Regions from separate parts of the Mus musculus genome. Here all the other regions are linked to region 2. A link is a loop called in an ENCODE intact Hi-C map of the cell type or tissue named here. Cell type or tissue: heart. All regions are shown on one strand. Each heading gives the region's core, and the rest is flanking DNA. Links, peaks and the distances in the headings are about the cores only.

The links. Peaks named below come from ENCODE experiments on the same cell type or tissue, not always from the same donor. Only the 100,000 strongest peaks of a DNase experiment are listed, where the experiment ranks them.
Region 1: it touches region 2 in a loop (3-fold over the local background); 4 of 42 quality-filtered maps call a loop at or near these places.
Region 3: a loop joins it to region 2, with 4 times the contacts of the local background. A loop is called at or near these places in 8 of 42 quality-filtered maps.

The regions. Positions count from the first base shown.
Region 1 is chr19:5,290,085-5,300,392 of GRCm38, forward strand. Sf3b2 (splicing factor 3b, subunit 2) reads right to left here and starts at 5,371. Exons shown (of 21, transcript NM_030109.2): 1 at 5,178-5,371; 2 at 4,957-5,003; 3 at 4,215-4,292; 4 at 2,996-3,235; 5 at 1,221-1,338. The coding sequence starts at 5,310. Gal3st3 (galactose-3-O-sulfotransferase 3) reads left to right here and starts at 8,247. Exons shown (of 3, transcript NM_001024717.2): 1 at 8,247-8,416. In heart, for the core only: a CTCF peak has its summit at 5,520 (motif pointing left); a DNase peak (open chromatin) is centred at 5,417; H3K4me3 peaks cover 4,065 bases; H3K27ac peaks cover 3,687 bases.
Region 2 is chr19:5,360,814-5,371,121 of GRCm38, forward strand. It overlaps Banf1 (BAF nuclear assembly factor 1), which reads right to left and starts at 6,063. Exons shown (of 3, transcript NM_011793.3): 1 at 5,755-6,063; 2 at 5,005-5,143; 3 at 3,820-4,345. The coding sequence starts at 5,127. The coding sequence ends at 4,199. It overlaps Eif1ad (eukaryotic translation initiation factor 1A domain containing), which reads left to right and starts at 6,000. Exons shown (of 6, transcript NM_027236.2): 1 at 6,000-6,397; 2 at 7,245-7,463; 3 at 7,609-7,717; 4 at 7,804-7,912; 5 at 8,082-8,129; 6 at 9,113-10,308. The coding sequence starts at 7,377. The coding sequence ends at 9,272. In heart, for the core only: CTCF peaks have their summits at 5,652 and 6,861 (motif pointing right); DNase peaks (open chromatin) are centred at 4,976 and 5,858; H3K4me3 peaks cover 3,025 bases; H3K27ac peaks cover 2,218 bases.
Region 3 is chr19:5,419,246-5,429,553 of GRCm38, forward strand. Drap1 (Dr1 associated protein 1 (negative cofactor 2 alpha)) reads right to left here and starts at 5,734. Exons shown (of 7, transcript NM_024176.2): 1 at 5,428-5,734; 2 at 5,116-5,188; 3 at 4,937-5,030; 4 at 4,527-4,646; 5 at 4,315-4,408; 6 at 4,086-4,174; 7 at 3,559-3,780. The coding sequence starts at 5,469. The coding sequence ends at 3,675. It overlaps AI837181 (expressed sequence AI837181), which reads left to right and starts at 5,899. Exons shown (of 2, transcript NM_134149.2): 1 at 5,899-6,063; 2 at 6,706-8,072. The coding sequence starts at 5,924. The coding sequence ends at 7,462. It overlaps 4930481A15Rik (RIKEN cDNA 4930481A15 gene), which reads left to right. Exons shown (of 4, transcript NR_027938.2): 4 at 2,876-3,602. In heart, for the core only: a CTCF peak has its summit at 9,059 (motif pointing left); DNase peaks (open chromatin) are centred at 4,986, 5,206, 5,756, 6,896 and 7 weaker places; H3K4me3 peaks cover 3,694 bases; H3K27ac peaks cover 2,751 bases.

The sequences.
Region 1 (10,308 bases), core at 1,112-9,111, 71 kb before region 2:
AGAAGAAATTTTTGTTTTAAGACTTTTAATAACTTACTATTTTTAGTTTGTTTTTTGTTTTTGTTTTCCACGCAGAGTTTCTCTATGTAGCCCTGGCTGTCCTGGAACTGGCTCTGTAGACCAGGCTGGCCTCCAACTAAAGAGATCTCCTTGCCTCTGCTTCCCAAGTGCTGGGATTAAAGACATATGCCACCACTGCCCAGCCAAGTTTATTATGTTATGTGTAGGGATTCTGCTACACATGTCAGTCATGTCCTCTGGAAGAGCAGCCAGGGCACTAAACCACCTTTCCAGCTCTGATTGTTTTCTTTTTTTAAAATTATAATATGTGTCTATGTCTGTGGGTATACATGAGAGGCCTTCGAAGCCAGAACATAGTGCTGGATTTTCTCTGGCTGCAGTTACACTGTGAGCCATCTAATATGGGTACTGGGAACCAAACGTGTGTCTTCTTGGAGAGCAGTTAAGTGTTCCTAACTACTGAGCCATCTCTCTAGGCTCTGGGTCTTTTCAAAACATTTTTTCAAGACAAGGTTTCTCTATGTAATAGCCCTGGCTGTCCTGGAACTTGCTTTGTAGGCCAGGCTGGTCTTGAACTCACAGAGATCCTTCTGCCTCCCAAGTTCTGGGACTAAAGGTGTTCATCACCTTGCCCAGCTTGCTTTTAGTCTTTCTAAGATAGGTTTTCAAGCCAGGAGATGGTGGTGTGTGCCTTTAATTCGAGAACTCAGCAGGCAGAGGCAGGTAGATTACTGAGTTCAAGGGCAGCCTGGCCACAGAGTAAGTTCCAGAACAGCCAGGGCTACAGAGAAACCCTGTCTTGAAAAACAAAAACAGGGCTCGAGAGATGGCTCAGCGGTTAAGAGCACTGACTGTTCTTCCAGAGGTCCTGAGTTCAAATTCCAGCAACCACATAATGGCTTACAACCATCTGTAATGAGATCTGATGCCCTCTTCTGCTGTGTCTGAAGACAGCTAAAGTATACTCACATAAATCAATCTTTAAAAAAAGAAAAAACAGAAAAAACAAAAGCAAACAACAATTAAGAAAAGGTTTAAGTGGCCCAGACATCTTTGAATTTACTATAAATTCTAGGACCACCTTTTCCCTTCTGCCGCTGCTTTGGCAGCAGAATTACAGGCACGTGCCACCACACAGAGATAAAGGAAACGTTTTAAGAACAACTTCTTTGCTCTGCCCTTCCACTCCAGGGTCTTACCGCGAGGCCCCAGAGGAGTACGGACACCCAGCTGCCCCATATCCTGAGGCGGCCGAGGGACTGCAGTGCCCATCTTGGCGATCTCCTGCTGCCGTTCCTGCTCCATTAACACAGCTGCCTACAAGAAAGAAGTGCGGACTCAGCTTGGAAAAGAATTTGGCGCATAGCCCTGACAAATGGGTTCCTTCGAAGGAGAATAACAGGGACACTGAGGTGGTCATCTTCCCCACACCTGTTTGCATGTTAACTAGAAACTTATCATGATGGAAAGTTCCTAAAAACAAATATGAAAAAGCCTAGGAAGTTTCTGGTTTCTGGAAGAGATTTCTACTTTTCAATGAGTTTTAATACACAAAAATGAAACCATTAGAAAGAACCATGAGACATTTTCTTAGAGCTTCCTCTATGTTTCCAGCACTTCCTCTATGTTTCCAGCACTTCCTCTGTTTCCAGCACTTCCTCTATGTTTCCAGCACTTCCTCTATGTTTCCAGCACTTCCTCTATGTTTCCATGTTGTGTTTGATGTTCCCTTTCCTTTCCTTTCCTTTCCTTTCCTTTCCTTTCCCCTTTCCCTTTCCCTTTCCTTTCCCTTTCCCTTTTCCCCTTTTCTCCCTTTTTTTCCCTTTTTCCCTTTTTTCCCCTTTTTTCCCTTTTTTTCCCCTTTCCCCTTTCCTTTCTTTTGGTTGTGTCAGACAGGGTTTCTCTGTGTAGTCCTGGCTGTCCTAGAACTTGCTCTGTAGAACAGGCTGGCCTTGAAATTACAGAGATCTGCCTGCCTCTGCCTCCCAAGTGCTGGGATGAAAGGCGTGCGCCACCACCAGCCAGCGGCTAATGCTTACTTTCTAATATTCTTGAGTCACCCACTGGGTAAAGCTGATGCGGGGAAGGACACCCCTACAGCATTCCTCAATCTGTACCATCATAGTTTAAATTCAACTCAAATGGTATGCCAGCATTCTCCACAAGCCACCTAAATAACACACATAAAACTAGCCGCAAAGGGCTGGAGAGATGGCTCAGCAGGTAAGAGCACTGACTGCTCTTCCAGAGGTCCTGAGTTCAATTCCCAGCAACCACATGGTGGCTCATGGCTATCCTTAATGGGATCTGATGCCCTCTTCTTCACATAAAATAAATGAACACATCTTTAAAACAAAACAAAACAAAACAAAACAAACAAAAAAAAAAAACTAGCAGCAAAGTATTTTCTATAATGGATAAAGAGTAAAATTACATGTGTTACTATCATAGGAATTCTACAATATACTTGGTTTAAAATGTTTGGTTTTCTTTCTTTTTTAATGACAACCCTCCAAAGTTTGAAAAAAAAATCATTTTTAGTTTATAGGCCATCCACAAGCAGGGCACACATAGTGTGCTAACTCCTGGACTACAGAAAAGATGGAAGCACTAGAACCTATTTGGTTATCAGGTAGCCTCCAAGGCAAATTTGAATGAAGCATCTTGGTTTGGACATTAAATAATGTTAAATGGCATCCTCTGGATAGAGCAAGATGTCAAGTCAGAGAGAAAAACATCACCGTCTTCCAGTACCCCAAGAGTTCATGTTGCTTCAGTGAATCTCACACTAGCAGCAATAGGGCCCAGGCCAATCTGCCAAAATACTGGCTTCCTGGGAGTCTAACTATACCTACGTTCTAGTCTTCAACCAAGACCTTCCTAAAAGGCTTGGCCTCAGGGTCTAGCTTTCTCAGGCTCCATTTCCCCGTCAGGGACCTAATGTGTCCCAGGTACAGGTTTCCACCTGTCCTACCTGCTTGGCACGCTCCTCTTGCTGCATCAGCAAAGCTGCCTGCTGCTGTGCCAGCTTCAGCCGTTCTTCTTCTGACAGCGCCACAGGCTCACCCACTCGAAGAGGTGGTGGGGGCCCCAGATTTGGTGGGTGAGCCATAGGAAAGCCAAGGCCAAGGCCTGGTGGAGGTGGTGGAGGTGGTGGAGGAGGCTGTAGAGGGGGAAGTCCCATAGGTGGTGGTGGCATAGGAATCCCAGACAGCTATGGGGAAAAAAATACAGCTATGAATTAGAAAGCATTTATTCAATTTATAAGCATTTGCTAGAGACCTAGCAAAAGAGCCAGATACTAGAATTTGAAGTCTAATGACGTAGGATTCAAGAAAATACACCATAAAAGAATCAAAAGATGCTAACTTTAGCACACTGATCAAAGCTATTAGCTTCTCTGAAAAAATATGAGGAACATTCATATTACATTTTGCATTCAATTTAAGGAGGTACAAGGACACCTCTAAAATCCATACAGGAACTTCACAAAACACACATACACAAACACACCAATAAACTCCAGGTCAAAGCCACAACTTTAGAGGAAGAGAAACAAATACTAGAATCAGAAAGGACTTAAAGAAATAGGAACTAGGGCTGGATAGATGGCCAAGCAGTTAAGAGCTGCTCTTCTATAATATCAGGGCTCAATTCCCAGCACCCCGATGGAAGCTCACAGTTCTGTAACTCCAGCCCCAGAATGACCCAACGCCCTTCAATGGCCTCCTAAAACACTGCATGCACGTGACGCACAGGTAGAAACTTGGACAAAATACAAATTCAGACAAAACACTTATATACATAAAAATAAGTTAAAAAAAAAGTAATAACCAACATTCCAAGGCATAGGATATCTACGTTGTACTAGATGCAGGGAGTATATTATTCAAGTCAGGGCATTATCCTTTACCGTTTCAATAACTTTGGGAGCTATACCTGGCAGGAGAAAGCATGACCACTTCCAGCTGAGAAAGGATCAAGGAACATTTCCAGATATTCTAGTGGAATCTTGAGTGATAAGTCAAATTTGGAGGAGTAGACATTGGGGATTAAAACAGTAGCAGCACTAAATCAGAAGTGAAGAGGTCACAATTTTGTCTCCTTAGACCTCACCCTTAACTTACGGTCCCATCTGCTAGCTCAACACATGGCTATCCTGAGCAGAAAAGATCCTCGAAGCAATCTCTTACCTGTGCTGACATAGGAGGAGGAGCCGCTTTGTCCCCATCTTCTCCTCTCAAAACTGGTCGATTCAGGACAATGCCCGTCTACAAGAAAAAAGAGAGCTCTAGGTCAGACTACAAGGACGTATTCCATTACATAACCTCCTCTTCCATTTATTTACTTAACAAAATGTACCCAGTGCCCACTTGACAGAGACTGGGGCTGGAACCTGAGAAAAGCAACAGGAGTAGAAGTAATTACAATAAAGCAAAACCAAGAACTGACAAAATGGTCAAGAGCCGGCTTGCTGCGTTGAAGTACACAAAAAAGACCTAGCCCGGTGTGCTGGAGCACTCGGAAGGCAAACGCATTAGGATCTCTTAAGTTTGAGGCCAGCCAGGGCTACACTGAGAAACCCTATCGCGAAAGAACAAACAAAAAAAGTATATGAAACGAAGATCCAGCCGCGGAGTGGTGGCGCACGCCTTTAATCCCAGCATTTGGGAGAGGCAGGCGAATTTCTGAGTTCCAGGCCAGCCTGGTCTACAGAGTGAGTCCAGGACAGCCAGGGCTATACAGAGAAACCCTGTCTCAAAAAAAAAAAAAAAAACCAAAAAAAAAAAAAAAAAGAAAAGAAAAAGAAAAAAGAAAGAAGAGAAGAGAAGAGAAGAGAAGAGAAGAGAAGAGAAGAGAAACGAAGATCCATCCGTGAGTAGTCTTAAAGGCCTCCAGGAAAAGTGAGACCTAGCCTGCACTGACAACACTCACCTGACGGGTGTAGGTCTGCAGCCGCTCTACTAACTCCTCGCGACTCCCTATAGGACGAAGCACAGAATCAGGGGGTCAGCATCACCTCGAGCAGGCCAATTTGGCGAGGTCAGGTCCCACAGGCCTGTCTCCGCCCCCCGCCCCGTGGGTCTCCTGGGTAACCAAGCTCCACTTCGCCACAAGCCCACGCAGGGCCCCTCTCGACCGCCTCTGCGCCTCACCCTGGATCGGCGCTCCTATCTCTGCCAATCTGGCCTGAAGCTCCTGCGCAGCCCAGGCTCCATAGTGGCCTGGAGGTGGAGGCGGTGGCAACTGCAACTCTCCTTTGGGAGGTTCGGGATGCTCCGCCGCCATCTTAGCCACAAGAAGGCGCGAGACCAACACGGAAGCTCGGGTCAGCCGCCGGGCCTACTTCCAGAAACTTCCGGTTGCGTAATCCACGTCCCGCGGTGATTGGAGAGAACTTGGTCCAAACACACGCCCTTTCCCTTACCGGGGAATAGGAATCGCCGCCAACGGAGGTTGCAGAGCCTTCTGGGAGTTGTAGTTTGCGGATGCGCCATCTAGAGGACGAACGCTCGCTATGACATCCGGTATGCAGCAGTAGTAATACATCCGCTGCCTGGCTGCAAGAGCTTACTCTACCCAGAGCAGATGCATTCTTCTTCTCTCCTGGCCAAACACATACTAAGTCTTCTGTCCCGACACCCTTCAATGATGAGAGACCTGGGTGCTTATTTCTCCTAGGAGCTCATAGAGATTCCTTTCCGGCGCCCGAATGGGAGGTTGGTGCCGATGGCTCTGATAAAACAGTGTTTGTCTGCTCACTCCCGCCCAGGCGTGCTTGAATGGGCTGAAAGGGGATCGGAGCCGGTGGAGGAACGGACCGCCAAGCTGAGTTCCAGCTGCTGACCTGGGGGAAGGGCACTGCTAAAATAAAATCCCCTTTTGCACCTTCGAAAAAGTCTTAAATAAATGTATTCTCTGTCAAATGCTTCCTTCCCCCTTTCGAGGAATGTTCATTAATACATTTTCCACCTTTCAGGTGTTTTATTATATGTATATGTACCGCTTGCATGCCTGGTATCTGTAGAAGCCAGAAGTGTCAGATCTGGAACTGGAGTTACACTTTTGTGAATCGAACCCAGGTCCTCTGCAAAAGCAACAGTGCTCTTAACACCAATTCTCAAGCCCCAAGGTTTTTGTTGTTTAAGACAAATGTGTCCATATGTGGCCCAGGCTACCCTAGAACTTCTGATCCTTTGCAGGCTACAGATATATACTATCACACCCGATTTCATGGAGTGGAAGATCAAGAGTCATGTAGTTCAGACTGTCTTGGGACAAAATCGAGCCCAAGCCAACCTCTAGCTCTTGGCAATCCTCCTGCCTCTGCTTCTTGAAAACTGGGCTTACTGCTGCCAGCTAATCCATTGTCTTTGTTTCATTTTTAAGTCTTTCCTGTCCTTTATTCCCACCTCCATTCCCCCAAACAGGATCTGGAACTTGATCTTCTTCTATCTTGAAGTATTTAGCATCCAGGAGGCAGCTAATAAATGAGTTGGGAGGTGGGGGTATCTAACCTGGGGACTTTATATTCTTGTAGGAAAAACAAAAAAACCTCAGGACCTTTCTTGGGGCAAGACACCATGACCCTTGCCTGCCCAACATCCACCAATTTATTTTATCTCCTTCCCTCTCCTAGTTCTGCCGCTCTCAATGACAGCCTGTTTGGTTTGTGTGTGATGAATAAAGGAGAGGAACACAAATGGTCTCATTTCCCACCCACGCGCTTCAGATCTTTTCCTAGCCACCTCCGTTTCACCAGCTGTCCTCAAGGGAGGAGTAATTGGAAAGGAGGGGTGAGCAGGATGCAGGAAAGGTGGGGTCTGAGACAGACAGATAGAGTACAGCTGGTAAAAGCGGTTCTTGTTCCCTTCACCTATACCCAAATGGTGACTCTTCCCCATTGGGTTCTCATCACTACCCTACACTGGGATTGCAGACGGAACCAAAGCCGGAAAGGACAGAACTAAAGAATGAGCGGCGGTGGCTTTTCCTTGTGCTTGCCAGCTTACTCAGACAACCATTTTTAACCCAAAGGAAGTCTCTGCTCCCTGTAATCAGAGAGCCCCGGACAGGTCACCTGAGGCTGGAGGCCCCAGTATGCTCAGGCAGGACTCCAGAGGAGTCCAGGGGGAGGAAGAGGAGGAGGAGAAGGGCAGGGTCTCTAAGGCAAGATAAAAGAGCAGATGGGTCGGTAATATAACTAGGGCCAGAAAAGGACATACCAAACAGGATGATTTTTTTTTTTCATGATTGCCCTGGGATGCAGATAGGATACCAAACTCTGCAAAGAGAAAGACTGAAAGAAAACAGAAGCTGACATGCCCGTGTGCCCCTGCCTCTGAAGTCAGGATCCTTACATAATGCCCACTTATTGGCTGTGTGAGACCAGAAGGGACCAGTGCAGCCCTGTTAAAGTACCAGAGTTGGGTGGTTAACCTACCTGAAGATCCTTTCCTTGCCCAGAATAAAGGAGACAACATCCATGCCATCCCTAGAATCAACTGTGGTCTCATGGCATCTAATGTGGCTGTAGGGGGTGCCACTATTAGACACCCACCAGGAGCTCTTTCAATTAGAGCTGCTACAAGGAAACAGGTGCCCATTTCAGTGCTGAGAAGTGGCAGGACTCTTGACTCCTGTTGCCTCTTGACTCCAAGATGGAATAAAAGCAGAAACCAGAAATGAACTGGAGTTTCTGACTCCGAGTGCAAGGTGCCTTGGCAGAGACCCCAGATCAACAGCAGCTCTGGTCAGAACTGAGAACGCTGGAGTCCTGACCAGGCCTGGGTAAACTTCTAGGTTCTGCCTCAGGAGAGCTGGAGGGCAAACTGGAAGGGAAGGGGCCAGACAGGCGAGTAGAGGTGGGAAGTACGGGGGAAGAGAGAGAGGGAATATAGGAGACTCCTTGTGCACCTGAACCTCTAAGCCAACCACAAGAAGCGCCAGTGACCGACAGGACCCAGCCATGCCTCGGTTTTCGCTTCTGATGGACAATGGTGTTGAGCTCTTTCTACAAGATTGCAAGGGAAAGATACCTGTATCTAAAGATGCCAATACCAACAGGAGAACGCTCACCAGCAGCAGGCAAGCTACGCAGTCCCCCTCCTCTTGCTGCTTTTTCTTTTCCCCCTCCTCTGAGCCGCCAGGCCCCCGCCCCCGCCCCGCCCCCGGTGTGAGATGGGGGACGGGCGGCGGGTATAGCTGAGCTGAGCTGAGCTGAGCGGACAGACTCAGACGCTGCCACCTGATCCCATCCAGGCGCAGCAAAGCAAGCTATCGGCATTCTGCGTTCAGAGCCCCCGTTGCCCTAAGACCCGGCAGATTTCAGGACAAGGGGCACAGGGGGAGCGGAGGGTAGCCCTGACCCAAGTCGGAGACAGAGCCTGCCTGCGTGAGTACTGCAGTAGCCAGCCCGGGGCTGGAGGGAACAAGGGTGCACTGCAAAGAGGATGGGGGCCTGGGCAGTTGCAGAAGAGTATCTTCGGGGCCTTGTGCCAAGAGAGCTTGAGGGGGTGGCTCCGGACCCTCAGGAAGCTGGCAAGGGGTTGAATCTGGCCAATTGCTTATAGTGACCAGATCTCTGGATGAAATTGTGGGAATGTGGGGCGCGGTGGGGGTGGGAGTGGGTAGTAATGGAGAAAGGAGAATGAAGAGAATTAAGAGGCAGGGATGAAAGCGTGTAGGGGGTGGGATGACAGAGAGAGGAGACTCGGGAAACCTTGTGCAGGGAGCAGAAGGGATGGAAAGATATTCGATCTCCTAGGCTCTATTGTGCTTCCCACCCTCTCTGCCCTTTTCTGTTTGGGGACTTGCGTGACCTGAGATATGCCATGCCCCAAGACAGCTTAAGTCTCCACATCACTGAGAGGACAAGTCTCAGTGGTCAGGCCCGGGATCCACTCCTCCAAGAGCATCAGTATCAGTCCCGTAGCTCTGAGGGGAGAGTGAGAAAGATATCTTTTGGGATTAGGGTGGACATCTGGGTTAGCTTTCAAATCTCTGGCTGGCAATTCCATTTCTTCTTTGGTTCCCTGGAGAAAAGAAAGCAATTTACAAAACTGGGCAGCAGCCTGAGGTAGATTATTCTGACTAAAATTAGCACTGCTATTCTGATAAGGCTGGCACCCTGACCTGCTGGGTATGGTGAGGAGACCTCTTTCCAAAGAAAAGAATATGTGAAGCCTCTGTAGGCGGCACGCACACCAGCAGCGTGGGCACACCAGCAGCGTGGCCACCCATTTGCTTCAGCCTCAAGACCAGAGGGAAACTCAGCCCAGGGAACTCCTCCAGGCCCCCACTGCTAAGTCCTTCTATACAACAGGCATGGCCTGACCCAGGGAATGCAGGCCTACCTACTCTAGTAGCCAAATGTTACTCTCTATCTGGACCTGGGATGGTTTCTCTGGTTGGATGCCCACATATAGGACACAGAATTCTTGCTTTCAAATACCTGAATCTGTCATGAAGAAAAAAATCTGCCCTGTGCTCTGAAGAGTGACATAGCTACAACACAGAATAAGAAGCCAGGGCAAGAGCCGGGCAATGGTGGAGCATGCTTTTAATCCCAGCACTTGGGAGGTGGATTTCTGAGTTCAAGGCCAGCTTGGTCCTCAGAGTGAGTTCCAGGACAGCCAGGGCTATACAGAGAAACCTTGTCTCAAAAAAAAAAAAAAAAAAAAAAAAAAAAAAAAAGGAAAGGAAAGTGAAAAGAAAAAAGAAAAAGAAATAAGGGCAAGCTAAACCCAGGAATGGTCACAAAGTAGGGTGACTGGTCCTCACAGTCCCAGAATGGTCCCTGGAAGGAACTGTAGGCAAGAATGAACTAGGTTATATTGGGAGGGAATAAGCCAGAAGCCAAAATCCCTGGTGTTCCCAGCCTGGAAACTGGTACCTAGGGAATCCCCTTGCAGACCTTAGCAATCTTGTTGGCTCCCCAGTTCCAAGCCTTGGAGGCAATGGATAAAGCTGTTTGTAGAATAGATGGGATATCGAGACAGCAACCTCATTCTCTGAGGCTAGGAAAAGATCCACTGTAGCTCCCCTTACACTTGGCCTCCATGGCTGGGTCAGATTCCTCTAAGATACAGCGTAGTTTAAGCAAGTTTAAGAGGTAGAAAAAGACTTGTCCTCTAATTGTCTCTTGGAAAACCATCTGGTCACCAAGTTCTCCAAACAGGACTTGTGATAGAAACTTTGTGTCCTAAAAGGGCCAAGCCCTTGACTTCCTCCTGCTGGAGACCAATGTTCTATCTCAGAAATCCCCAAATTGGAAAGGACCTAGGC
Region 2 (10,308 bases), core at 1,551-9,550:
CACAAAATTTAGGCATTTTTCAGTCATACATTTTACATTCATATTTCTTTTTAAAGATACTTATAAATAAACTTATTTTTTTCTTTGAGACGGGGTTTGTCTATGTAACCCTGGCTATCCTAGAACTACGTAGAGCAGGCTGGTCTAGAACTCTCAGAGCTCTACTTCTCCACCTCCTCCTCTGCTTCCTGCCTCTGCCTCCTGAGTGCTGACATTAAAGGTGTTCATTGCCAAGCCTGACTCAAAGATGAGTTTTTATTCCTCTCTTGGTTGTCCCTACATCTAGCATCTCTGCAGGGCCATTGCTGGTGGCCTGACTGTACCTTGCTTTGCACCTTGGAGGTATGTACCCAGTGCAAGTGTTGCAGCCCCCACTGAGGGTATCTGGTCACCACTCCAGGTGGGCGACATACGCTACCTAGACCCAGCCTGGAGTGAGCTCTCCGCATACTCATGTCAGAGAGTTTCTGACTTGTCTCTGATGGTTAGAGGCTCAAATCTTGTTTTGTTTTCATGGTCTGTTTGTCTTGTTTTGATTTTCTGGGGGACTGTCTTACTCCAGAGCCCAGGCTGCCTCTCCAGCTCATGCCGGCATCATGGTCACACACTGCCACACATAGCACTCCTGGGGACGTTATTTTTGGTTTTGCTTTTATCTTATAGTTCTGCAATGTCACCAGTACACACACAGAACAGGGGACAGAACACTTTTGTTCTTGTTCTCTGAGAGGAGAGACCTGGCACGCAGGACTTAACGCATGCTGGGTAACCGTTCTGTGAGTTAGCTACTTCAGAAACCCTGCTCAATTCAATACTTAGTGTCACCAATTTCCCCACCTCTAGGACCAGAAACTGTCACCTGCACTTACAAGCCCCTCCATCATCATTAACCTTCCTTCTCCAAAGATCTGTGGTGACTCACCTTGACTATTGACGTTCCTTTTTTAACCCTTTGGTGTCTGCTTTGGTGTCCACTGCATACAAGCAAGCATAGAGCAATGCTGTGCCCCCAAACCTGTCACTAATTCTTTGCAGAAAGCAGTTCTTTGGTGTCCTTTCTAACTTTACTATCTATCTAGGGATCCCTCAGCAAGGATTTACTTCTGAACATGGATGGAAGCAGATCACTGTGTGGGACTGCGATCCTGGCATCCAGGACCTTAAGGCAGAATTGCCGTGAACTTGAGGCTCACAGTGGATCCCAGGCTAGCCAGGCCCACACAGCAAGGCACAAGCATAAAAATACTAAGAGTAAAAAAAGGCAGTTTGTTTTGAGACAGGGTTTCTCTGTGTAGCTCTGGCTGTACTCATTCTGTAGACCACATTAGCCTTGAACTCAGAGATTTACCTGCCTCTGCCTGTACTGGGATCACATGATTTTGTGTCCATGGACCCAGGCTGAGATTGCTCTGAACTACTGGTCTGGTTCACTTTGCCTGCTGTGGCTCACACTTGGAACCACCAGTCTGTCCAGCAGCGTCTCACAGACTAGGCAGCTGTGAGCGGTTCTTAAAGTCCTGGTGTAGGTATTCAGTAGGTATTCAGTCTCTTACAGGCACAGTCCAAAGAATGGAATTGATGGCTCATGGGGTGTGTCAGTTTTGCAAAATAATACTCAGCTGTTTTCCCAGAGTGCTCATAGCAATTTACTCCCACCAACTGGGATCAGTTCCTGTTGCTCCTTTTGCTCAACACTTGATATTGTCTGACTTGAGGTTTTTGCCATTCTGGTAGGCATTAGGGGCATTTGTTTTTCTGATTTCTAATCAATGTGAACCCTTTCCATACGCTTTCTGTGTGTGTGTTTGTTTGTTTTGTCTTTGTTTTTTGTGGGTTTTTTTTTTTTTTTTTTTTTTGGTTTTTCAAGACAGGGTTTCCTCTGTGTAGCCCTGGCTGCCCTGGAACTCACTCTGTAGACCAGGCTGGTCTCGTACTCAGAGATCCGCCTGCCTCTGCCTCCCAAGTGCTGGGATTAAAGGCGTGCGCCACCACTGCCCGGCCTCCCTTGGGGCTGCCTTTCAGCTCCTCTACCACGTTCCCTATTCTGTTGTCCCCTTTGCTTTTTTCACTACTAGGGACTGAACCCATGGGCTCATGAGTGCTAGGCATCCTACCACACAGCTACATCCCCAGCCTGTGTCCCCGTGTGCATATGTATGTGTGTGGTGAGGAGTGGTTCCTTGCCTAATCATGTGGAGACCAGAGGAGGATGTGAGGCATCGTCCTTTAACGTTTTCCACTCCTCTTACTGAGAGGCTCTCACTGAGCCTGAAGCTGTTTCAGCTAGGCTAGCCGGAGAGAACTTCTTGGATTCTCTCTGCCCTGACACAATGGAGTGATGGAACTAAAGGCACAAGCAACCATGCCTGGTTTTAGGTGGGTGCTACGGATTTGAACTTGGGTCCTCTTGCCTTCACAGCAAGCGTTTAGTTCCTGAGCCATCCCTGCAGACCGTTTGCTTCAGGAGATGTACTCTCATGCACCCTAGACTGGCCTGGAACTTGCTTCGTAGCTAAGGATGACCTTGAACTTCAGGTCTGCATGCTCATATCTCCCGAATTAGTGAGTCCAGGGACCACCTCAAGCAATGTTCCAATTGGGCCAAGTCCCAGACACTTCCTAGACTGCAGCTCTGATATGAATTCTGGGTGGGGATTTTATTGATAAGAATATCTTTACCCACGCTGTGTTCATCTCATTACTCAGGTTTTAAATTAAGTTTCTAGTTTTTTTAGACACCATCTTTTCTTTTTTCCTTTCCTTTCTTTTCTTTTTTTGAGGTAGGGTTCTCTATGTAGCCTTAACTGCCCTGGAACTCTGTAGACCAGGCTGGTCTCAAACTCACAGAGATCCTCCTGCCTCTGCCTCCCAAGTGCTGGCATTAAAGGCATGCGCCCCCACGAGGCAGAACAGAGAGAGACCACCCTATTAATTAACCTTCCCTTTATCAAATGACCATGAGAATTGTCTCATCTCACACCCAGTCCCGTACTGCCATCCTTACCTTCCTGGAGAGTAAACATGCAGAAAAGCATTTCATTTGTATAATCAAGCCATTGTTCAATGATACTTTCTGTTGAAGGAATGACTATCAAGCAGGAACCATTGTTACACAGCACTGTACCTGCTCCCCACAACCCTCACCGTATGAAGCTCAAAAAGCATAGCATGGGTTACATGACACAGGAACACAGGCTCCCACACACTTTGAGCTCCAGTGGCTAGTTTCTTGAAAGTTCAAGGGCAAATTAGCTTTCTAAGCTCCAAATCTCTTACCATTCCAAAATAAAAAATGTAATAAGTGCTTACAAAGATACTAGTTTCAGGGTTGGCTCACAATATGAGCTTGAAAACAATAGAAGTAGGATTTGGCTTTCAAGTTTAACCATTTCCTTCCTTTTCTATGGTAGCTTGGCAAACAGCAAAAGTCCCACCCATTCATTCTTGCCAGACGCTAAGAGCACATGCTATGATGACTGGCAGGTGACCTCTTACCCACATCCCATCCACCCGCTTCCTGGTACCTTTGACTCCCACTGACTTTCCACCAGGTGCTGCCTAGACTGACTGCTGACATCTGGAAGCCTTCAGCCTACCTGGCTCCCAGGAGAAAAAAGCCAACCCACACTCTCTCCCACAATGTTTAGGAATTGGGACACCCAGGGCACCTGCCCAGAGCCCACATGGCTAGGGTGGCTCCCTCTTGGGAGGGGAAATAGAAGGCACCAGTTTCGGTCTGCACTGATAACGAATGAAGTAGACGTGTTCAGCCCTGGGAATACACAACTCCCCAGCCTATCTGCTCTCTGACACAGAACACCAAGTATGAAGGCCACTGATTTTATTAATTTAAAAATCTTTTATAAGGACAGTGACTGTTTTTGCCAAAAAAAGGAAAGGAGCCAAAGGGCATCCAACAGATAGTGAGGGAGAAGGGGGCCAGGAATCCATTCAGGAAAGTTGGTAACTGCTGCCACGGAACTGCAGGGGGAGGTGGAAGGGAAAGGCATGCAAGGGAAACGATCCCAGAAAGATTGAAACGCTGAGGGGAGAGAACTCCCCATAGACCCTGGAGTACATAGGAGGTGAGGGTGACAACAGCCATCTTTTCCTTTATGGAGGACAGGGAGGAGCCCTGCCCTGCTGCAGACTCTGGAAACTGTGCTGTGGCTGGGGTATGAGGGATCCCCAGAGAACACTACAAGAAGGCATCACACCATTCTCGAAGGCACCCAAAGCAGTCCCGGGACTGCTTGGCATTGGCACCACATGTATCCTTCAGCCATTCTCGGAAGAGGTCTTCATCTTTCTTTAGCACCAGAAACTGGCCAAGGACCACATAAGCCTGCAGAATAGAAAAGGGCATGTGGCTAAGTGTCTCATGGGCTAAAGCAACAGGACTGTCCACGCTGATACCACTCCGAAGAGGCCAGATCTCTGAAGCTAGGGAGGGTTAGGTGGTAAATACTTCAGAGGGCAAGGCCATTTTTATTTTGATTAAGACAGGGTTTGTTGCCAGGCAGTGGTGGCGCACGACTTTAATCCCAGCACTTGGGAGGCAGAGACAGGCGGATTTCTGAGTTCGAGGCCAGCCTGGTCTACAGAGTGAGTTCCAGGACAGCCAGGGCTACACAGAGAAACCCTGTCTCGAAAAAAAAAAAAAAAGAAAGACAGGGTTTGTTCCTTTGTTGTCAGGGCTGGCATTAAATCCCACGGGAATCCTCTTAGCTCAACTTCCCAAGTGTTAGGGTCATAAGCACAATCCACTATGCCTAGTTTCATTTTCGTGATATTTAAAACACACAAAAGGGCAGGGGACAGTGAGCCACACCTTTAATCCTAGCACTGAGAAGCCCTGTCTCAACAAAACACAAAAATGAAGGAGGCACCATGCCTCCCCAGGTACCCCCCAAACATGTGTGGGCCTCACTCCCAATCTGCGTGGTACCACCTGTTGCCAACCTTCGCTCCTACCCCTCCCTGGCATTTGCAGCCCCCCCACACCTTGTCAAAGCCCCTTTCCTCCAGCCTCTTGCTCAGGACGTCACCAATCCCGGCCAGGCTCCCCACTGGCTTTTCCCCCATGGGCTCTGCCACGAAGTCTCGGTGCTTTTGGGAGGTTGTCATCGTGATCAGGCTTAACCTGGGAATCCCCCCCGCCAAAAAAAAAAAAAAAAAAAAAAGAAAAGTAGGTTAGGGCTGAAGACCACAAGTCCCAAGGGCAATATCCTACCACAGCTACTGTGGCTGCTCCCTTGAGTCCCCCCAACCCATCCCCGGCTATTCGGAAATTTCCACTTTCCGTGGGTCCTGGTTTTGGGTATATTGGATATATCAGCTTGCACTAGCTGGTGGCGCACCTAAGGCAACAGAGCGACTCCCAGACTCAGTAGTCAAGGTCCGCCCTGAAGCCCTCACAGCCCGCGACCCTGGCTACACAGACACTGACCCCGTTGGGAACTAACACGTGGTAGGAACAGCACGCGGCTCTCGCCAGCCTCGCCGCCCTCACTCGGGCTGCCGGCCTCTTCCACGCCTCTCAGGTCCCGCAGGCCCCGCCCTGAGGCCCCGCCCCGCTCCGAGCGCCCCGCCCCCTCCACGCGCCGCCACCCGGACACACCGCGCATCGCCCCTCCCGCAGACTCGGGCTGCCCCGCTGCAAAGGCGCGCCTCCGCGATGGATTCCCCTCCCTCCCGCCTCTGCGCGCCGCCACCGCACGCCAGCCGGAGCACCACTCCGCTTCTCACGCTCACCGGAGGCTCCGGCTCTGGTAACGGCTCCTCGCGCCACTCGGCCGCTCCCGCCCAGACCTCAAGCTACGAGACGGTTCCTCGACTTCCGCTTCCGGGTCGTTTTATGCGCGACCTTCAAAACTAATCCCCAAACTGGGCAGGTCTAGCTACCCGGAGCCATAGAGTTGACGCGCAATCGCCAGCCGCGGCGCCCACGGGGGTCGCTGTTTTCCGGTTCCTCTCAAGAAGCCATCCGGCTTTCGATGGCTTTTGTTTCTCCAGCGGCCCTTCCGGTCTGTGGGATCGAGACCTCCGAGGAGAATGCGTTTTCCTGCCCCGCACTCGGAACTTAGGCTTGCCTCACTTGATGGAGGGAAGAGTTAAAGGGACGGACGAAGAGGGGGCGGGAAATCCGGAGGACCTCTGAGCGCCCCGGAATCGCAATTCCCGGCGCGGTTTCCTCAGGTCTGTCACCTCAGACCGGCAGACGGGAGGGAGGAACAACGGAGGATTGGGGCCGAGCGTCCAGACCGGCGTTACCGTCGGGGCCACCTGCAGGTCACAGTTGTTTGCTCTTTGGTCCCTCGCTGTCGAGGCGCGTCGTGGACGAGCTACTGTCGCCGTCAACCTGGAAAGCGGAGCGTGCTGGTGTGGCGCCGAGCGGGTGAGTTCCGTGGGCAGCTCTCGTGCTGGGCGCCGCGTCGGTCGCTCCGTGCCTGGGATGTGTCGGGAGGCCGTCGTTGTGTGGCTCTCCTGCCTTGGGTGTTGAAGCCTGTGGCGGAACGCAGCTCACCTTAGATTTCGCTCAGAGAGCTTGGCGGGATGACCGATCGGCCTGGGAGGGGGAGGCGTCGCCGTCCTAACAGGACTGAGACGTAGGACTCAGGGCTTGCCCTGTGCTGGGTAGTTTCCGTGATCTCGCCGATTTACTTAGTTTTTCTTTGTTATTGAGAGGGCCGGCCCCGTGCTCCGTGGGTTGGGATTAGTGTTGAGATCGAAGGCTTGAGCCACCCTGACGTCTCAGCTGACACTATAAAACCTGTGTTTCCTGGTTTGGTTTGTTTTTTTTTTAAAGATGTCCCCCATGGGTGGTGTTGTGAGTGCCCTCGGAAGCCAGAAGAGGGCGGTGGATGCCCTTGAATTGGAGTTAAAGGTGGTTGTGAACCATCTGATGTGGGTGCTGGCTCATAGGACATCTCCCTGGCCCTTGAAGGTCCTGCTTGTTTGTTTTTGGTTTACGGTCTCCCTATGTAGACTAGGTTGGCCCAGGACTCAACAAATTTCTGCCTACCTCTCCCTCCCAAGTGCTAAGAATAAAGATATACACCAGCACCTGGCTAAGTCTGTGATTTGTCTTTCAATGATTTCATTCATGTTTTATGTGTATTAGTGTTTTTACCTGCATGTGTGTCTCAAAAGAGGGCGTTGAATCCCCTGTGGCTGGAAACCATACCTGGTTCTCTGCCAGAGCAGCAAGTCCTGCTGTCCCCTAAAGTGCATGTTTTTAACAGGGCGAGGTGGCACTTTTTCGTATAAGGCTGCTTCTCTTGAAAGCAGTCCTGGCTTCTAAGGCTGGCATCCAAATAATTCTGGAAGAAGAACTGACAGTCTGTGCACCCTAACAACCCTGGACAGAAACCAGCATGTCTCAGGCCAGCAAGAGGAAGCATGTGGTGCAGGAGGTGCTGGGGGAGCACATGGTGCCTTCTGACCACCAGCAAATAGTGAAAGTGAGTGCCGCCTGTCTCGGGCTTCCCGTCCTCCTCCCAATGCTCCCATTGCACCGCTGGGTGTGGAAAGGGAAGGCTCAGTGCAGGTCGGAGCATGCTTGATTTAACTGATGAAGTGGCTAGTTCTCGCTTTTTCCTGGACCAGGTCCTCAGGACTCCTGGGAACAATCTGCATGAGGTGGAAACAGCACAGGGGCAGCGCTTCCTGGTGAGCATGCCCTCCAAATACCGCAAGAACATCTGGATCAAGAGAGGTTAGAAGCATCCCTTCACAGTACGGAACCATGGCCTTGACTTCCTTCTCCATAACAGGAGTGGCTTTATCCTTTATCATCTACAGGGGATTTCCTCATTGTTGACCCTATTGAAGAAGGAGAAAAAGTGAAGGCTGAGATCTCTTTTGTGCTCTGCAAGAACCATGTCCGCTCTCTACAGAAGGAGGGTCACTGGTAGGATGGTCTTCCTCAGCCACCCTCTGGCTTCTGGGGAGAGATTATCCTAGCTAGGGAGGGGGAGGGGAAGGAGAAAGTTACGCCGTCCCAGGAGGAACATTTGGAAACAGCTGTTTCACTGAGAGGGTTCTCTCTGCTCTCTAACCTGGCTCTTCTCTTGTCACAGGCCTGAGGCCTTCTCTGAGGTAGCTGAGAAACAGAACAATATGAACAGGTAAGGAGCAAGCCCCCAGCCCAGGGAAGACAAGAAATGCAAGTTCACACCTTGGTGCCTCAAGGAGAAAAGGGAGCCTGCTTTTCTTGTTTAGAGAACTGCGGCACATATAATAGAATGGGTGGTTATGAGTGTGGCAGGAAGGTCACATGTTAAAATGCTGGCTTGGCTACTTAATAAGCAAGTGACTTTAGATGCATTTTTTAGTATCGTAAGAAGGTTCTTAATTGGATGTGATTGGACATGCCCGCAGTTCTAGATCAGGAGTTTGAGACCAGCATGGTCTACTCATAATAGGTTCAAAGCCAACCTAGGGTACAGGAAACCTTTTCTCAAAAACAAACAAGAGTTCATCTAAGACAGAGTTATACAGAGAGTAAGATTGCTTGGTGCAGCAGTCCTCACCTGTGGGTCGAGACCCCTTTGAAGGTCACGTGTCAGATACTTAAATTATTATTCATAAAAGTAGCAAAATTACAGTTATAAAGGAGCAATGGAATAATTTTATGGTTGGGGTCACCACGTGAAGAGCTGTTAAAGGGTCACAGCATTAGGAAGCTGTCGGTACATCAGCTGTTAGGAAATGTGAGCATGCTAGGTGTCAGTGTGCTAGTAGGGTTGCTTCCTCACTGAACCCGATGAAGGGCTGCCTGGAGGCAATCCTGAGTCTGTTTCTTTGACTGGATTTCCCTATTTGCTGTTTCTCTAGAAAAAGCCTCTCCCAGAATTTTTTTTTTTTTGGCTTCTGTTTGTTCTTGAGTCAGGATCTCATGTGGCCTAGACTGTCCTCAGACTCAACCATCTTCTGCTTTAGCCATCTAAATACTAGGCATGTGCCACTACATAAGGGTTTGGGGCTCTTGGATTTTCAGAAACCTGTCAGATTCTGATTGTATAGTTGATGGTCCTGGTTTTGGGGCTCTAAATGAATAGATCTGGTTTCCCCGGAAGATGTCACCTATTCTTTCCTCCTGTTCCCACAGAGAGAGTCAACCAGAACTCCCTGCTGAGCCACAGCTGTCAGGAGAAGGGTCAAGTTCTGAAGATGATTCTGACCTCTTTGTCAACACCAATCACAGACAGTATCATGAGAGTGAGGAGGAGAGTGAAGAAGACGAGGAGGAGGAGGAGGAGGCAGCCTGAGCCCCAGGACCCACTTCTCTATTTGCTCAGGGACTACCCCTTGGCTTTTCTGGGCTTGGACATCCCCAGGGTGCCCTGCAGATCTTTTCCTTTGGATGAGGACAAAGATGGCCCCTTTCTGAACTGACCTAAAAGAATTAAACCCCTGGTGGGTGATGACTTACACTGGTGTCTGAGTGGCTCTCTGTGGAGGGAAGCTCATGGTGAAGTCTCTTCGGTGGTGGAAGCCTTGGTCACGTATGAGGAGAATGGAAAGGAAATGGTTTGGCCTAACTCTGCTGCATGTGTCTGGTTCACAGTACCTCTCTGTACACTTTATGCCTCGCTCTACACTGTGCCTTACTGGGTCTTCTTCATACCTGCTTTCGTTTAGTCGTGATTCCAATAGTTAAGCTTGTTGCCTAGGACCTAGTACTCACTTGCCTCTTAAGCACAGCTGAGGACAAACCTCTTGGTGCCTTGTTGTCCCTTATTGCAACAGTGCATACTACCTGCTGCCATACAAACAACACCCATGCACCCTGTCTCTCTTCACCTTAGGCACCTGTCATTTCCAGAATGTGTCTGTGGTCAGGATAACCTCCTTACCGTCTCATGTTTTTTTAATTTTTCCAATTTCCTCAGGGTATAAATTTCCTGTAATCTTGAGATGGTCTGTAACGTAGGTTTGCTTGGGAATCACTGTATAGCCTAGGCTGACCAACTCAATGGCTGTCCTGCCCACAGGCATGAACCTGTGGGGCTCCTAACCTTTTATTAGAGGCTATTGCAACGCCCTTACCCCTTGTACCTCAGCATCAAAAGGCTGATCGTGGCAACTCAGACCTCTGCTCATGACTGCCTCCATTCATTTACTCACTCTCATTGCCTTAGTTCACAGATCCTTCAGTAGCCCAGGTACTCACTAAACTTCGAGCTTCTGTGAACTGTGTCTGTCCTCGCTTGTTGGAAGGCTTTTGCTTCTGGCTATACACTGCTAGCATTAACCCAGCCCCTGCTGAATACCATTGAAATTGACCTCTCAGCTCAGTATTGC
Region 3 (10,308 bases), core at 1,066-9,065, 58 kb after region 2:
GACAATCAGCATTACATAATAAGACTGTTTCAAAACAAAGGCCCCCAGGGGCTCTCAACTTTACTGTTCTAAAGATGTCAGAGTCAATCCTGAGGATGGTGGGGCCATGAGGACCATGAGGGCCAAAGCCCTAAAAGTGTTAAAGATCAAATAAAGTCCATTATGACTTATATTCATATATATGAATATGAACCTTAGGTGAGCAAGAGACAAACTCTGTATCTGAGCATTTGAGTGTTTTGAGGTTTTTGTTGTTTGTTTTTGTTTTGTTTGTTTTACACAGGGTTTCCCTATGTAGCCCTGGGTGTCCTGTAACTCACTGTGTAGACCAGGCTGGCCTGGAACTCAGAGAAATCTGCCTGTCTCTGCCTCCCCAAGTGCTGAGAGTAAAGATGTGTGCTGGGGTTTTATTAGATCGAGTTTGCCACATACAGGTATAACTAGTGTACACACAGCTAACACAGATGATAAGGAGCGCCACATTACAGGTGAGAAATAAGGCAGAGAAGTTACAGAACTGGTCCAAGGCTAACGAGTGCAGGTGATGTGAGCCAAGGGTCCGGAGAGGCCGCAGTTCTAGACCTTAAGTGAGCTGACGGCCCAGGTCAGAGGGGCACGCCAGCTGCCGGCAGGCACCACCTTATCTGAGCTTCCTCAGGCCTTCTGCCTAGAAGCAGCAAGGGTTTTCCCAGCACCTCAGGCTTCCTTGCCTTCCTATCATCCTATGAACCCTGAGTTCAGAACTGATCTTCTGTTCTCGGGAGACAGCTATACTATGCTGTCCCGGTCAACCTTAAACTTGAGATCCTCCTGCCTCTATTGGGATTATAGGTGCCACTACACTTGGCTCCAGAACCCACATATTTTTTAACATTTTAATTTTATGTGTCTGTTTACCTGCATGTATGTATGACCATGTATGTTTATGCATGTATGCTTATACACATGTTTATGCATGTATGTTTTACGTGTCTGTTTACCTGCATGCATGACCATGTATGTTTTATGTGTGTTTACCTGCATGCATGTATGACCATGTATGTTTTATGTGTCTGTTTACCTGCATGCATGTATGTTTATGCATGTATGTTTGTGCATGTATGTTTTATGTGTCTGTTTACCTGCATGCATGTATGGCCATGTATGTTACCTGCATGCATGTATGACCATGTATATGCACTGCCAGAGGACATTAGGTCTCCTGGAACTGAAGCTACAGATGATTGAGCCACCGTGTGGGTACTGAGACGAAACCAGGGTCCTCTACAAGAGCATCCAGTGCTCTTAACTGATGAACCATCTCTCCAGGCCCAGAATCCACTACTTGGGTGGACATCAGTGATGGGCTCTTAAACATCTCTTCCTCCTCTAACTCCAATCCTCAGCCTGTTTAGCATGGCCTTTGCTATGGTGTCCCATGTGTTTGCCTTCCCTGGGTCTGTCCCCATCTGTTGCTAAAACCTACTGCTCCTAGGAACCACACCCTACTCAGTTCCGGTGCCACCCAGAGTTCTTTTCGGTAAACGTGGCACGGAGAGAGAGGAAGTCTCCTGGCTAAGGTGACCAGGAAACACCGGCACACCAGGGGCCTGATGGGTTCCAATGTCCTTAGGTTTCAGCCCCGGCACTGGTTTCTTTCTCAACCTTTAGAGTGGGTAACAAGTTTCCAGTGGCCCAGCTCAAGTGTGCTGAGGGTCCCCAACCTTACAGCAGTCAGCATAGCCAGAGTGTGGCACTAACTGACCAAGCTGCATCATGTCTGCTCCTCAGTCCTAGAAGTGGGGTCAGCTGCCCACATGTGACTCATGTTGGGAGTCACAGGAGCACTGTAGTGAAATTGGGAGTAGAAGGCAGGCAGATAGCATCCTTGAAGGAGGTCTGTCTCCAGCACCCAGCCATTCTTAAATCGTATCTCAAGTCTTCCCACTGTTCTCACCACTGCCCTAACCTACCTTCTTCCCTCCCATAGCCCAGGACTTTACCTCCTGCTTCACAGTGCAGTCTGCATTAAACTACTAGCTCTTCAATGCTCCCTCCCTCCTCACACTGAGGCTGGCCACAGACCCAACCTTCATCTACCTGCTCTGCTATCTCCTTCTGCCCCTTTCCCCATTCTTCTCTGGAAACCTAAGTTTCTGCCATTTATAAGTCTCTCTGTCTCTCTCTCTCTGTGCGTCTCTCTCTTTCTCTCTCTCTCTCTTTTTTCAGTGCCAGGGCTCTAACCCAGGACTTTGTAAGCACTAGGTAAGTGTTCTATCTGTAATCCTACACCAAACTTTTTTGCCGTCCTAAAAAGCAGGGGGCTAGAGACATGGCTCAGCAGTTAAGAGTACTTCCTACTCTTCCAAAAGACCAAGATTCAGACTCTCAGGACCCAAAGGTGGCTGTCAACCATCTCTACAGAACTCTGGTTCTAGAGGATTCAGTGTTCTCCTCTGTTCACACCAGGCACACGTGCAGTGCACAATGCAGGCAAAACACCCACACACATGAGAAAATTTTTAAAAGAAAAAAAAACAAACATGGCGTGCATTCTTTTAGTCCTGTCTTAGCCCCAGCAGAACCACAGCTCCCCACTCTCTCAATAACTAACTGCTGAAGCAGGGGTTCAGAGGCTCTCCTCTTTGGGGAGACTTCTTTTGGGGGTACTTTGACAGCTGTCCTCTCCCTTCCCCCATCTGGACCATCTGGATAGCTCAGGGTCTGGCAGCTCGTGTTTGCTGACTTGCCCTTCAAGTCCATACACCTGTCTCTAGGTCTCAACTGTCAACAAGATCTGCACTTTCTTCAGTGTCCTCAAGAGCACCCAAAATTCATCACAGCCCAACTTGGGATCTTCAAGCTGAATCTTGTCTTTTTCTCCTGTGTCCCTCAGCTGGAAAAGGGTCCCACCCCTGCCAAAGAGCGGCAGAAAACGAGAAACGGCGCTTCCTGATATTCTCCCTGGCCCTTGTATCCTGTCTTCAAGCCTAAGGCCAAACAGCTCTGGGTCTCCCCAGACTGTCGCCACCCCCGTCTCACCCTCATACCTAGCACATCCCCAAAGGGTCTCTGAGCGCCTCCATCAGGAAGAAGTCAGCGAGCTTGGCAACAGATGACTTAGATGACTCTGGGTCTTACAGACGTCGGGAACCCCACATGGCCTCTGCCTCCTGCCCCACTCAGCACCGCTGCTCCCTGAAGATGTACCGCTTGCCTTTGGCACACAAGCTGCCCAGGCTGCTCATATTCACAGTAGGCAGACTGCTTGGCGCTGCAGAGCACTGTAGTTTTCAAGGCCCAGTCTCAGTCCTGACTCCATCTGTCCCTCCTCAGCAGGCCAGGGAGGGGAAGAAGGCTGCTCAAGGTCCCGCACGATGAGAGCTCATCCCTTGGTGCTTCCAGTCTCTAAACCACACCCCTTTCTTCGGTGCCCCTTCACCAGACTCCTGTCAGACTCCCCGTTTTTGCTCAATCACTGGCTGCCCCCACACCATCCCTGCTGCCCCTCATGTGGGGAAGTAGGTGGGTGGGCAATAAGAATACAGCCACAAAGCCACAGGATGAAAAGAAACCAAAATCCTTTTTTTTTTTTTTTTTTAATAAATTTAAGAACAATCCCACCTTTCTCCTCTCCCCAAAGCAATTAATACTAACTAGAAGAGAGCATGGCTGGGGTACAGGGGCACAGGGCGCTAGGAGTCATAATCCTCTTCATCCTCTGCATCGGCTGCTGAGGGGCCGGGGGGTGCTGGTGGCAAAGGCAGGGGAGATGTGAAGGGTATGAAGGGAGTTGGAGGGCTGCGACAAAATGGAGAAAATCAGGCTTGCCACTATGCTGTGCCCAGCCCACAGGCCCCACCCCCTCCTCCAGAGGCAGAGGCAGATGTGGTCGTCCCCCCAGGAGGGAAGGTGCCAGAGAGGACCACTCTTTAGACTGTCTCCCTGACTACCGTGGAGACAAGACCTTCTCAGAACAATGTCTTGTGTCTAATGTCCCCTCCCATTCCCTAAGTCAGCCGCCACCATCAAGTGGCCAGGGAAGCAAACCTAACTGGCTATGGGGAGTTTGGCGTGCCCCTTTCTGGTGCTCCTGGGGTGCTCACCTCTGAAAGTGGGCAGGAGGGTGACTGGCTTGGGGTGGAAGCTGTGGTGTCTCTTCTTCCCCATCAGTATCTGTATCCTCAGACTCATCCTGAGAGCACGGAAGGGGTCAGGGTTAATGAGAGGGCCCGGGCCCATCTCTGGGGAGCCCAGACCCTGGGAGAGGAATGGAGATGGAGGAACAAGAGGCAGCAGACAAGGCTGAGGCCATCACCCATCAGCCTCACTCACCTCCTGCTCAGAGTCTGTCCCGGACAGCTTCTTGTCTTTGCCTTTGCTTCCCGTGCCTCCGTTCTTCCTGCCGCTGCTGCCCGGTTTCCGGCCCCTTCGGGAAGGTACAGTCCATCTGCACGAGGACTCTCTCCTCCTGGTTCATCCCCCAGCCACCCCCAACCTTGTGGCCTTGGCCTTCCCCACCTGTATACCGGGTCTTGGCTACCCACCTTCGAGGACCCTTGTCCCCATCCACGTGGTTGTCCTCCCCATCCCCCTGCATGTCAGGCACTGATGCCACCAAGTCTTTCAAGAAGTCAAACTGCTGCTCGAGTTCAATGCACTGCTTCCTAAAGAAGTGGGAAAGGAAGGGGTTCAAATGGGGCCCCCAAAACACTTAGGGAAGGATACAAACAACTTCTTCGTGTCAGTACAGTGGAACGTTAAAAACACCCCTACTTCCACCAGGCCTCCTGGGAGGGCCGGTGGCTCGGATCTGGTTGTATTCCCTGCACCTGAAACACCTAATCTCTCCTGCATCAGTCCAAATCCACAAAGCTGGCCTCCCTGGGCCTTGCACCACTCCCCCTGTCGGAACTCTGCCTCCTCAAAAGCCCCTCCCAGCTCGGCGGCCACTCACAGGTGGGACGTGGTCATGGTTTTGGCATTTCGAGACTGGGTCACCTGGCAAGCCTTCTTCAACAGGGACTCCAGGAAGAGCTCAAGGGCCCGGGCTGAAGACGTCAAGGAGAATCCAAAAAGGGGAGTGCCGCAGTCCCGCCCCACGCCCCTCAGCCCAACCGGCCCCTAGTAGGATACAGATGATGACAGGCACAGCTGCCGCCACCTTCCCAATCTCTTCGTCCGTCTGCATGATCTTTTTGATCCGCGCCTGCCGAAAGGAAGAGGACAGAGCTCGTCTCTTGCGTCCCTAACACGGGGGACAGAGGGAACCGGGGGTATCCCGGGAGAAGGAGAAGAGGGCGGGGGGCGCTAAGTCAGGAGGGCATGGAAGGGGCGGGGCGTCAGGCCGTGAACACCTAAAGGCACCCGCCCCCCCCACCAGCAGGACCTGGGCCCAAGCCTCCCGGGAGCCCTGCCTGCCGGGGCCCATCCGGGCCACGTGCTCACCGGCGGAAACCGCGCGTTATACTTCTTCTTCTTGCTTGGCATCTCGGGGCCTCTCGTTGCGCCGGGCCCAGCGCCGCCGCCCGCAGCCTCCCGGCCCCGGGCCTGTCCGCCGCCGGCCCGCCGCGGTCCCCCCCCCCACCCTCCCCGGGTCCTGGTGCCGTTTACTCCGCCTACACCACTTCCCGCAGGGTCCTAGTGCCGCCCGTAGACAAGCAGCTCCCCAAACTCGAGCGCTGGGCTTCGGATCCTCTGGGGCGGTGCGCGTCCTTCCCCGGGCTCGCCCGCCACGCCCACCCGCCCCCCAAGCTAAAGTACGAACGTTAGCTCCGCCTCCCGAAGACCTGCACCTCCCGGGATTCTCGCGCCGGCTCCGCCCCTGGACGCTGCCCGCCCCTTCCCCTGGAGCCCCCGCCCCTAGCCTTCTGGTTCCGCCTCTGGCCCCGCCCCGTGACTGTGTTTGTCTATAAAGTTGTTGTTGAGGTGGCGGGACCCTAAGATGGCGGCGGCGGCGGCGGCCGTGGCAGGGGCGGGGCGCGGCGGGGGTGGCGGCGGCGGCGGCGGCGGCGCAGCAGATCCCGGGCAGGAACGGAGCCGGGCCCGAAGTTGGGTTGGCGCGGAACGGAGTGAAGGCCGGAGGTGACTGCGGGGTGGCGAGAGGGACGGCAACCCTTAAGCTGTGGGCACTAATGGCGGCGGATGTGGTAGGGCTGGAGCCTGGTCCTCGCGCAGGCCTGGTCCTATCTGGTTCGAGTCTGGATGGTACCCATTGACCCCCTGATGGGCCGCTGCCCTCTCTGGGGCTCAGAGCCTCGGTGTTTCACGGTGCCCCCAATCGTTCACCGGGGGAGGCCTGGCCCTCTACAGCCATCCTCTGAGGTTGGCGACCCTGCGTTTTGCCTACGTCCATTATATTGCAGCGCCGCGCTACCTTGCAGGACTCTAGTCCGGTGGTGTAGCCGAGCCCCGTGCCAGTTCACACTTAAGCTCTGGCGCTCTTTACGGGCATGACCTTGGGCAAGCCCCTTTTCTTAAGAGTTTCAATTTCCTTGTTTGTAAGCAGTGAAAGTAGTACTAACTATAGCTACTCCACCTCAGGCGTCTTATTCTGGAGACAAATCTAGACAGGATCAGTTGTTACCCATTGTGAAGATGAAGCAACTGAGGCACAGACATTATGTCTTGCCCAGGGCCACAGTTTACTGCAGTGCCTGGCACCCTCCAGGACCCAGCACTTTTTATTTACTGTCTCAAACCTCTGACTCAGTTCCCTCACAACAGGATGGAACCAAATGAGGAGCTGGAAGAGGAAGACTCTCCAGGTGGCCGGGAGGATGGCTTCACTGCTGAGCACCTGGCTGCAGAGGCCATGGCAGCCGATATGGACCCCTGGCTGGTATTTGATGCCCGTACCACACCTGCCACAGAGCTGGATGCCTGGTTGGCCAAGTACCCACCATCTCAAGTTACTCGCTATGGGGACCCAGGTTCACCCAACTCTGAACCTGTGGGCTGGATTGCAGCCTATGGGCAGGGTTACACCCCCAACTCAGGGGATGTACAAGGGCTGCAGGCGGCCTGGGAGGCTCTGCAGACCAGTGGGCGACCCATCACACCAGGTACCCTGCGCCAGCTGGCCATCACCCACCATGTGCTCTCCGGCAAGTGGCTGATTCACCTGTCACCTGGCTTCAAGCTGGACCACGCCTGGGCTGGCATTGCCCGGGCTGTAGTTGAGGGCCGTCTCCAGGTGGCCAAGGTGAGCCCACGGGCCAAAGAGGGTGGGCGCCAGGTCATCTGTGTTTACACGGACGACTTCACGGACCGCTTGGGTGTGCTGGAAGCAGATTCTGCCATTCGTGCTGCAGGCATTAAGTGCTTGCTCACTTACAAACCTGATGTCTACACCTACCTGGGCATCTACCGAGCCAACCGCTGGCACCTTTGCCCCACTCTCTATGAGAGCCGTTTCCAGCTTGGAGGCAATACCCGTGGCTCTCGAGTGCTGGACCGTGCCAACAATGTAGAACTGACCTAATGGGGCCGAGCAGGAGAGACCACCTTTTGCTTGGATCCTTCCTTCTTCTCTTCCTTGTCCCAAGAAGGCTGAGCTCCTTAGCCCTGAGGACTCATTGGCGTGGGAACTGCCTGCACTCAGTCCCTTTGCACTTCTGCTCTCTTTGTGCAGGGCCAACTCCCACCCTCACAGGTTGGGGGCTCTGGCTCTTGGAGGGCGGGGCCCTCGGCGGCCCTCTTTGATGCTGCTCCCCACCACTGCCCAGGACCACAGCTTGGGTGCAGAGACTCGAGGAAGTCTGTCCTGGCCACCTCTGTCCCCACTATACTTAGCCTGCATTCTTCCTTTTCTTTCCTCCCTCAGAAGGGAGAAAACTTAGTGCTTCCAGCCCCTGCCCTTGGCGCCATCATAGTCCAGGTGGCCGGGCCCTTCCAGGACTAAGCATGCTATTGGGACCTGTACATGTTCTGGCCAAGAGGAGACGCAGGGTCATGGACATGGGGTCTGCTCCTCCCTGCAAACTCATAGCCTGCATCACCACCACCCCTTCCCTGGCTACCTTGACATGTGCCTGCTCCTGACATTTCAATAAAACCCAGCTCGGGTCTGTGTCTTGAGTGTTTTTTACAAACACTGTCCTGATGGTTATCTGTGTTGGCTCTCGAGGAAAGATGGGGCCGGAAGAGACAGCTCCAGCCTGAGTGGGCCGCCTTCTCCTCCTCCCTCAGTGGTGAAAGTAGTGTGCTGCTGTGCGGAGGCCAGGCACCATCGCTGAGAACCTCTTCAGAGCTGTTCCCCTCTGTAACCATGGATCAAAATCAGTTTTTTAAGTCTTTCCAGAAAGGCCCAAGGCCTTTTTTGGTATATTCTTTTGGTCCCAAGGTATATTTGTTTTACATTTTATTTTATTAAGAAAGAGTCTCTCTCCCAGCACTTGGGAGGCAGAGGCAGGCGGGTTTCTGAGTTCGAGGCCAGCCTGGTCTACAAAGTGAGTTCCAGGACAGCCAGGGCTACACAGAGAAACCCTGTCTCGAAAAGACAAAAAAAAAAAAAAAAAAAAAAAAAAAAGTCTCTCGATGTAGCCTTGACTGGCCTAGAACTTACTATGTACCTTAGGTTGGCCAGTAACTCTGGGAAATGCATTTGTGTTTGCCTCCCAAAGTTCTGGATTTAAAATCCTGCACCACCATCTCCAGCTTTTAGGTTTTTAAAAATTTCTGTTCATAGTGGTACATGCCTTCCATCCCAGCACTTGGGATGCAGTGGCTGTTGGATCTTTGTAAGTTCAAGGTTAGCCTGTTTAACAAGGTGAGTTTCAGGGCAGCCAGAGCTACCTACATAAAAGTGAGACCCTGTCTCAAAAACATTCATAGCCTTTGGTCTCAGTACTTGTGAGACAGTTGGATCTCTGAGTTCTAGGTTAGTCTGGACTATACAGTGAGATCCTGTCTCAAAAGAGAGATGGGGTTGGGGCAAGGAGGCTGATGATATGGTTCAGCAGTTAAGAGCATTAATTATTCTTCCAGAGGACCTTTAGTTTGGTTCCCAGAATTCACATGGTGGTGATTAGTAACAGCCTGTGACTCCAGTTCCAGGGGATAAAATGACCTCTTCTGGCCTCTGTAAGAACTGCACACATGCTGCTCTGACATGCATACAGGCAAAACTCCCATACATGGAAAAAAATCTTTACAAAGTATTGAAAACAATAAAATATAAAATGACTTTTCAGGGGGCGGGTACCGAGTCTGCTTGCCTCACATGTTTGGAGAAGTGGGTTTCCCTCATATGGCTCCCAAGGATCCGGCTCAGGTCAGGCAAACACCTTTGTCATCTGAGCCATCTCAGTTGCTCAGGCTTTTTTGTCTTGTTTTATCTTTTGAGACGGTTTCTCTCTGTAGCCCTGCTGTCTTGGAACTGTAGACCAGGCCAGCCTGGAACTCAAGAGATTTGCCTGCTTGTCTTTTCATGTTTTCATTATATGGCTCTTGCTGACCTGGAACTTGCAATGTAGACCATCTGCCTCACATGTGTTCATCTTTTTTTTTTTTTTAAAGATTTATTTATTATATGTAATTACACTGTAGCTGTCTTCAGACACTCCAGAAGAGGGCATAGGATCTCATTACAGATGGTTGTGAGCTACCAAGTGGTTGCTGGGATTTGAACTCAGAACCTTCAGAAGAGCAGTTGGTGCTCTTACCCGCTGAGCCATCTCTCCAGTCCTGTGTTCATCTTGACTTTATGATCCTCTGCTAACACCCCCTGAGTGTTAGGATTACATGTGTGCACCATCACACCCAAATTTATGTAGTTCTGTCCAGGTTTATACAGTGGCCAAGATTAAATCCAGGGTTTAGTGTCTGCTATGCATTCTGTCAGTGTAGCTATATCCACAGGCCCTCTGCTCCCATAATTTTGCCTTTTTGAAACAGGGCTTTGTTATGTAGCACAATTTGAGTTCTGATCTTTCTGCCACAGCTTCTTGAGTGCTGGGATTGCAGGTCTGAACCACCAAGTGTGTTCCGCAGGATTTAGATAAAGGGACTCCCTCTGTCCTTGCAGTTCCAGGCAGGGCATGCAGATTTCTAAGAAGAGATGGGCTGGATTTCAGCACCTGGGCTGGAACAGCCTAGCCAGTGAACAGCTTGAATATCCATGGACAGTTTTATCCAGAAGTCCTGGGGTTGGCATGCACTTCTGCCACCCTATCCAGGAGCCACACAACAGTTTATAAAGAACTTCCCACATGCATCAGTCAATTCTGACCTCTTTAAAGAGATACTGACCACATCCTGCCGTCAAGGAGCTGCTACTGCTATGTGTGATGGTATACGCCTTTAAGTCCATACCCGCAAGTGAATCTC